Linked DNA regions of Mus musculus: all the other regions are linked to region 3. The links are chromatin loops, found by intact Hi-C in ENCODE. Cell type or tissue: heart. All regions are shown on one strand.

Region 1 (2,500 bases), 180 kb before region 3:
CCAGGTGTGATAGTGCATGCTGTTAGCCCAGTGCTTGGGAGGCAGAGGAAGATGAATCTTGAGTTCAAGGCCAATGTGTTCTACATAATGAGTTCCCGGACAGCTAGGACTACATAGTGAGACCCTGTCTCAAAAAGAAGACAGTATGAGGCTGAACAGCTGGCTCAGCAGGTAAGAGTCCCTGCTGGACTGGCTAAGGACCTGTGTTGAGTGTCTTACAGCCACCTGTAACTTCAGCTCCAGGGAGTCCTACATCTTCATAGGTCTTCTACGGACACCCACAAACACATGCCATACACATACATACACATAAATAAAAATAGCTTTTCCAAAAGGTAATTTCCATAACCATTTATATTTAGTCTGGAGCACCAAAATTACATTGCGTATTTTAGCATCTAAGTAACATATAAAAAGTGACTTTCCTATTGTCACACGAGCTGTCCGTTGCCTTGCTTTCTGTTCTTGTAGCTGGTGAGCTTTCCTGCACCCCATGGTGCTGTTTGGAGAGTGAGGTAGTGGGTGGTCTGAGAACCTACTCCCAGGCAACTGTGGGCGGTGGGTCCTGCTGGGGGCCCCCACGCTGCTGACCTAGTCGGCCTGTTGTTGCAGGGCCCCGTGAAGCACGTGTACAGGGTCCTGCAGTGTCAAGAGGAAGAGCTCACGCAGATGGTCTCCACTATGTCTGATGGCTGGAAATTTGAACAGGTATGTTGCTCAAAGAGAAGCAACCCCAGCATGTCATCTCAGGGAGTCACAACCAGCCAGGCAGTAGCCCCGAGGTGGGGGTGAGTGAGGTGTGTGACCCTATTTTCATTCAAAGAAAAGAGCTCCTTGGTGTGCATTGCTCGCTCAGTGCTGTGCCGGGCAGGCGGCTGGGGAGGGCTGGGAAGAGGACCGAGGCTTTTCTGGCTTCACATCCGGAATCGGAACTTGGCAGTGCCGGTATGTCATGAAAGACTCAGAAGCGCCTCCTTTTGCTTGTCTCTGCCTCAGAGATTTCCTGTCAGAAGTGCTCTGCCATTCTGTTAGTCCTAAAGAAGGCTGGCTTCAACAGGAGCCGTATAATTCTGGGTGTGTGCATCGCAGTGTGCTGTGGGGGATCAGACACACGAGTGTGCAGGGTCATTTCCCAGCATTCTCTTTCCCTTCCTATGCCTTGTGCTTAGAATGGGGGTCATTTGAACAGAAAGCCCCTGAGAATCTGGATTTACCACTTCCTTCCATTAGGTGGCAGCCTAGTGCATCTCCTGTTGCCTCAGCCCTGGGGCGGGAGCCTGCGTGAAGGGAGTGAGCTTTTGTCTGGAGGTGACTGCGTTTACGTGGCGCTGCAGAGCCAGCTGACCTGGCACCAGAAGGTCACTGAAGGAACAAAAGCCACAGCTTGTATCAAGGCTGTCACTTTATAGCTAGAGAGAGAGGTCCCTCTCTCCCTTCAGGATCAGTCCCACTGTCACATGGGTCCCTCGTTCCCAGTCAGCTGTGGGTGGCCAAATGCTGCACAACGTTTATAGTCACGGCTGTTTTTCCTGGAGCATAATCTGAAGCAGAAGTTATTTTTATAAATTACATGTAAAAAATTAAAGTAAAAATAGATGCGTGGCTTTTCTTTGTGAAGGTGATAGATGGTTTTTAATGTGACTTTTATGTTATCGCAGTCCTGGGGTTTGAACCTGTGGCCTCATGCAGTCCAGGCACGTGCCCTGCTAATGAGCTGTGCTTCTAGTCCTGAAGTGGAGATGTCCTAAGGGAGAGTGAAGTCTATTCTTATTGTCTCCAAGGTGTAGATGAGAAAGGGGAGTGTGGGGCACCCCAGCCTTGCGACAGGAGGACCCGGCTTGAGGCTGTGAGTGCTTACGAGGCTACACTCGCTCTCTGCCGGCCTCCTCTGTGTGCACTTCCACTTTAGAGTTCAATGCTGGATTGTGTCTCCAAGAAGGTTAAGAATACCATGGCTTGTGACTTTTGGTGGCCACAGAGTGGTTCTCTTGGTACTGCCACGTCTCTGTGTTCAGTCTCTTGTCTAGAGAAAGTACGAGTGGGAGCAGGTGGGGCTGAGGAGGGCTCATTTGCTTGGTGGCGTACCTCAGTGGACACAGGCAGTGACTACATTACTGACGCTCCTGATGCCTTTGGGATGGTGTCGAGTGCTTGGGTGAGGGGGAGAGGATAGAACTCAGACCCGTCTTCCTCATGATTGGCTTCTCCTCCCTAGATTGGAGATCCGTTTAATCCTACCTCAGAGAATGTTTATTCTCTGAAGGATAAAGCTACAAAGTCCAGTTGAGGGAGGGGAGGGTTCTGTGGCAAGGAAGTTGGTTTGGTTTGGTTTGGGTTTTGTGGTTTGATTTGGTTTTGTGGGGGGGGGGTGTTTGTTTGTTTGTTTGTTTTGCCCTTGAGTGTTCTTAGGTCCTGTCTGTATGGTTGCAGAGTCATCCACCATCTTTGTGTTTTGTCAGTTAATCAGCATTGGCTCTTCCTATAACTATGGAAATGAAGA
Region 2 (2,500 bases), 66 kb before region 3:
ATTCCTTGCTTGTGGCCTGCCTCCCAACTTCCAGAGAACACAGTCCATCAGGGGAGCCGACCCAACCTGAAGCTCACGGGCCCATCAATCATTTCGTCCCTTAATCCAGTACAAAGTAGGAGTAGGATCCTCGCATTTGAAGAAAATCCTGCCCTCTGCTGTGCATGCCACCCTGTGGCTCTCACTTGGTGTTTTTATTTCCTGTACCCCTGTATTTTCTTCTACTACTGTGTTCCCACAGAGGGGGGAAATACCACGATTACATTACCACCATAGTGCTTCTTCTCGACCAAACAGCTTGAAAAAATGCCCATGCCAGCTGCTCCACCCCCTCAACTCCCACTCACTCCTCAATCCACTGCAATCTGTTGTTGTCCTCTTAGCTCCACTAGAACTCTCCACAAGGTCACCTTTGCTGAAACCAGTAATACGTCCCGTTTCTCACCCCTACTCAACTCCCTTCGACTCTGCACAAAACAGGCTTTTTTTTTCTGTCACCTTAGGCCAGTGGTAGCACACCTTAATCTTTTTTTCTTTATTAAACTTTATTTTAATTGTTTCTTTGAGTTTTAGTACAGACTTTTTCTGGTTTTTGGGTTTTTTTGTTTTTTTGTTTTTTTTTTTTTTTTTTTTGGTTTTTCGAGACAGGGTTTCTCTGTATAGCATTGGCTGTCCTAGAACTCACTCTGTAGACCAGCCTGGCCTCAAATTCAGAAATCCCCCTGCCTCTGCCTCCCAAGTGCTGGGATTAAAGGCATGTGCCACCACTGCAGCTAGTATAGACTTTTAAAAATTACTATATTTCCTCTACAGGGACGTATGAATCCCTTCCAATATCATCTACTTTCTAAACTCTCCTTTTCTAACTTTTTTTTTAATCCTCCTTGCATGTCTGTGGTGGCATAGGTGTTTAATCCCAGCACTAGGGAGGCAGAGGCAGGTGGGTCTCTGTGCTCTAGGCCGGACAGGTCTACAGACTGAGTTCCAGAAAAGCCAGGGCTACACAAAGAAACCCTGTTTTGAGAAACAAAAACAAAAAGATAAAAATTAAAAAGAAGACAGACAGGGCAACACAGAGAAACCCTGTCTCGAAAAACCAAAAATAAATAAATAAATAAATGAATAAATAAATAAAAGAAAAAGAAAAATTCCTTCTTTTGGGCGGGGCCTAGTGACACAAGTCATTTTAATCCCTACACTAGGAAAGCAAGATAAACAGATCTGTGTGTATTTGCGTATTCCAGATAGGCTGACAGCCAAGGCTACACAGTGAGACCCTGTCTTTGTGTGCCCATCTGGAGGTCAGAGGGTAACTTGTAGGCTTTGGTCTTTTCTTCCATTTTGTTGGTTCTAGGGACTAAAGTCAGCTTATCAGACTTTCTAACAAGGAAGCATCTCACCAGCCCCAAAGCTGTGACTTTTTTTTTTTAAATCAAGTCCCAACAACCACATGGTGGCTCACAACCATCCATAATGAGATCTGACGCCCTCTTCTGGTGCATCTGAAGACAGCTACAATGTACTTAGATATAATAATAAATAAATCTTAAGAAAGATGAATGCTTATGAATACACTGTAGCTTCAGACACAAAGCCACCATGTAGTTGCTGGGAATTGAACTCAGGACCTCTGGAAGAGCAGTCAGTAATCTTTACCACTGAGCCATCTCTCCAGCCCCCAAAGCTATGGCTTCTAAATAGCTCTAAGCCTATGTCCCTGATGCACATCAACCTTAGTAAATCCTAATTAACTAAAATACTTCATTTTGCCGGGCAGTGGTGCCTCACAGGCCTTCAATCCCAGCCCTCAGGGAGCAGTGATGGGTGGATGTCTGAGTTCAAGGACAGCCAGGACTACACAGAGAGACCCTGTCACTGATTTGTATTAATGCTTGCATTATGGGTTCCCAACATGGAATGAGAATCCAGCATGTGAGACACCAAGGGACCCTGCCTCCAGCTGGTTCTGATTGGTGAATAAACTTGCCAGCAGCAAATGGCTGGGGAGAGAGACAGAGGTGAGAGGAACTCTTTAGGATTCCCAGGGGACAGACAAAGAGACAGAATCTCAGAATCGCCATGGCGGGGAGGGGGGTGAGATCCAGGCTGGAGAGCCCCTGAAGGGAAAGCATACAACCATCTAAGCACTTGGAAAGAGGGGCCCCAGGGGTGCCCCCCCATTGAGTCTAGGGTAGCAAAGATGGAATATAGATCTTAATAATTCAGGAGTATGGGGGTAGCAACTTGGAAGTTTGGGAATAGCCCGGCCATTGAGGGATTAAGTTGTATTAAATATAAGGCTACATACATGTGTGTGTGTGTGTGTGTATGTCTGTGTCTTTCATTCAAGAATCCACACATTAGGCCAGAAGCAAGGAACTCCTGCCACCAGCCGCCAGGGAGATTAGAGCAGGTTAACCAACTACCTAACCAACTACAGAAACAAAACCCTGTCTTGAGGGCTGGTGAGATGGCTCAGTGGGTAAGAGCGCCCGACTGC
Region 3 (2,500 bases):
TCTAGATAGAGCAGAAAGAGCAGGCGTTTAAGGCCAGCCTTGGCGTCCTGAGACTCTGTCTCACAAAGACAAAACACCTAAGTCAACCCTGCTTAGCGCAGCTTAGGTCATTTATACTACTCCATTTTTCCTGTTACCGTCTGTGTGGTGAATCAATTCTGCTCTGGCTATTACCCAGTCACACGGTTCCAGGAAAACGGTCTGAGTGGAGGCAGAATGTCCTCTTTGAATTGTGGCCACAGAACCTGTTTCATTAAGTGAGATACTGGGTCTACAATTCCAATTATTTTCATCTTTCAAGAAGGGGAGCTGGGCGTGGTGGTGCACACCTTTAATCCTAGCACTGGGGAGGCAGGGGCAGGAGGATCTCAGTGAGTTCGAGGCCAGCCTGGTCTATACACAGCTGACTGGACACTGGGATCCTTGGGTAAATGATTTTAGCCAATGCCTGTAATCCAGCACTGTACACTCCCCAGAGAACTGTCACATATAGGGAGATGGCTCTATGCCCTGCCCGCAAACATCAGACACTGCAACTGTGATCTTACTTTTCTTTTGGGATGTAGCTTCCCTTAAAGCTAATTTCAATCTCCTGAACAGTAGTTCTTAAGGAAGGCCATGCCTCTAGGAACAACACTCAAGACATCAAAGAGACAACTGTATTCCGTAAAGGATTTCCAGCTCAGGGCTCTACAAAGACGTCTTACCTGATTCGTCTCCATTTCAGAGGCTCTCCCGGGGCTAGCCCTTAGTAAAGTTAATTTATTGACCCTTGATAAGGCGTGATTAACCAGCCTTATTAACCCTTACTAAATAACCTGGATGAACTGTCCGCTAACGTTAAACCTTATTCCTTTGGAGCAATGTACAAATTAGTAAAGATAGCAACACGTCGATATAGCAGCAGTCATTGTTTTTTGAGTTACTCAAGAGCGGGTTATCTCGTTAAAATGAGTGCGTGCATATATGTGTGTGTGTGTGCGCGCATGTGTGTTCCTTCAGTACATATTTAGCACGCTTCGTGGTATATTGTTCCCTGTAGTCGCGCTTTGGAAATGAATTCTCACTTCCAGCATCCTCACTGAGGATGGTCCCACTCTGGAAGCTGCCAGCTGTGTTGTGTGTGCGGCGTGGCACCGCTCAACCCTCCCCGAGGGACCTGTCCAATGCCCGGTCCCAGAGCACAGGCTGGGTGCAGCCCCACCTCAACCTCCCCACGACGCCCGCCTGTCAGCCCAAGGCGCCCGGGTGTCGCTTTCCGGGCCTGCAGGATCTCGCGCTGCAGGTGTCACCCGCGGGAGCCTGAGGACGCGCGGCGGGGAAGGGCCGCTGCTCGCAAGGGGTGTGAGCGCCGGATGCTCGCCGCGAGGCGACGCCGGGTGTGGACTGCCGCGGGCCGCCGCGGCGGAGGGGATGGCGCAGGGAGGGAGGAGGCAGGCCCGTGGTTGGAGGTCAGGTAGAGGCGGCCCCGGATACTCACTCAGCCAGGACTCCAGGCTCTCCCCTTCCGCCTCCGCCATATTGCAGCCGCCCGGTCCGGCCCTGCGCCCTCAAGCCTCGCGAGGTTCTGCGCGAGCAGGGCGGGGGCGGGGCCCGCATGGGGGCCTGAGCGCGCCGAGGGCTGCGGTCCACGGGCGCGCCGGACCGCGTCGGAGGCCGCGAGGGCGAGGATGTGTCTTCGCTTCTTCCTCAGAGGGAACCTCTGAAGGGAAACCCACGCCCGAGGAAAGTGCGCAGGCTCTCATCCGTGTCCTGTCGCTCACTCACGCAGGCGCGCTGTGGGCAGCCCTCCGAGGTCCTGACAGCGGCCAAGATGGCTGCCCCCGCGCTGCGCGCTCCGCTTCGCTGGTCCGGGCTGGCCCTGGGAGTGAGGTGCGCCGTCTGGAACCTTCCAGGGTGAGAAGGCAGCGCGTAGCCGGGACCGCCGCTCGGACCTTCACGGGAGGACCTGGGGAAAGGAAAGAAGCCGCAGGCGAGCTGCGCTGAGTTCTGGCGCGGGAGGGCACTAACTCGGGGCGCCGAGATGGCTGACTCCAGCCATTAAACGGGCCGGTTTGGGGGCTTAGTACCCTGTCCTATGCCTGACAGGCCGGGATGACCTAGATCGGTTCTACCCGGAGCCGAGAGTGCGGCCCTGCTAGAGATCGGAGAACTGGCTTGCGACGGAACAGTGGCCAGTTTCGGGGTGGGGGCTGCCTACCTCTTGGGACAAGGGTCAGAACTGCTGTCAGGTTAGCAGGCGGTCCCAGCGCCACCGTCCCTCGTCAGCGTGATGGCACTTGCGGCTTACTGTTAAGTCAAGCTTGTTCACTTTTGTGGAGTCACAGATTCACCCGTAGGGTTCTGTCTGCTTCCTCCTCGCCCCACTCCCAGGCTCACACAGGTGAGGGGGAGCCGCTATGCCCCCGAATTCCGGGAGCCCTTGATTGACAAGGAATATTACCGCAAGCCGGTGGCGGAACTCACCGAAGAGGAGAAGTATGACCAGGAGCTCAAGAAA

What was found. A loop is a pair of places that touch in the nucleus more often than their neighbours do. Peaks named below come from ENCODE experiments on the same cell type or tissue, not always from the same donor. Only the 100,000 strongest peaks of a DNase experiment are listed, where the experiment ranks them.
Region 1: it touches region 3 in a loop (2.6-fold over the local background); 3 of 42 quality-filtered maps call a loop at or near these places.
Region 2: it touches region 3 in a loop (2.2-fold over the local background); 3 of 42 quality-filtered maps call a loop at or near these places.

The regions. Positions count from the first base shown.
Region 1 is chr11:115,426,821-115,429,320 of GRCm38, forward strand. Kctd2 (potassium channel tetramerisation domain containing 2) reads left to right here. Exons shown (of 6, transcript NM_183285.3): 4 at 613-708; 5 at 2,460-2,500. Among named protein-coding and RNA genes, the nearest start is that of Kctd2, 7.9 kb to the left of the region's middle. In heart, a CTCF peak has its summit at 1,241 (motif pointing right); a DNase peak (open chromatin) is centred at 1,291; H3K4me3 peaks cover 456 bases; H3K27ac peaks cover 1,398 bases.
Region 2 is chr11:115,536,821-115,539,320 of GRCm38, forward strand. No RefSeq gene overlaps it. Among named protein-coding and RNA genes, the nearest start is that of Sumo2, 1.8 kb to the left of the region's middle. In heart, a CTCF peak has its summit at 1,506 (motif pointing left); no DNase peak of the experiment used is centred here; H3K4me3 peaks cover 190 bases; H3K27ac peaks cover 433 bases.
Region 3 is chr11:115,602,348-115,604,847 of GRCm38, forward strand. Gga3 (golgi associated, gamma adaptin ear containing, ARF binding protein 3) reads right to left here and starts at 1,569. Exons shown (of 17, transcript NM_173048.3): 1 at 1,481-1,569. The coding sequence starts at 1,520. It overlaps Mrps7 (mitchondrial ribosomal protein S7), which reads left to right and starts at 1,793. Exons shown (of 5, transcript NM_025305.3): 1 at 1,793-1,896; 2 at 2,374-2,500. The coding sequence starts at 1,814. In heart, a CTCF peak has its summit at 1,416; DNase peaks (open chromatin) are centred at 350 and 1,524; H3K4me3 peaks cover 2,347 bases; H3K27ac peaks cover 2,058 bases.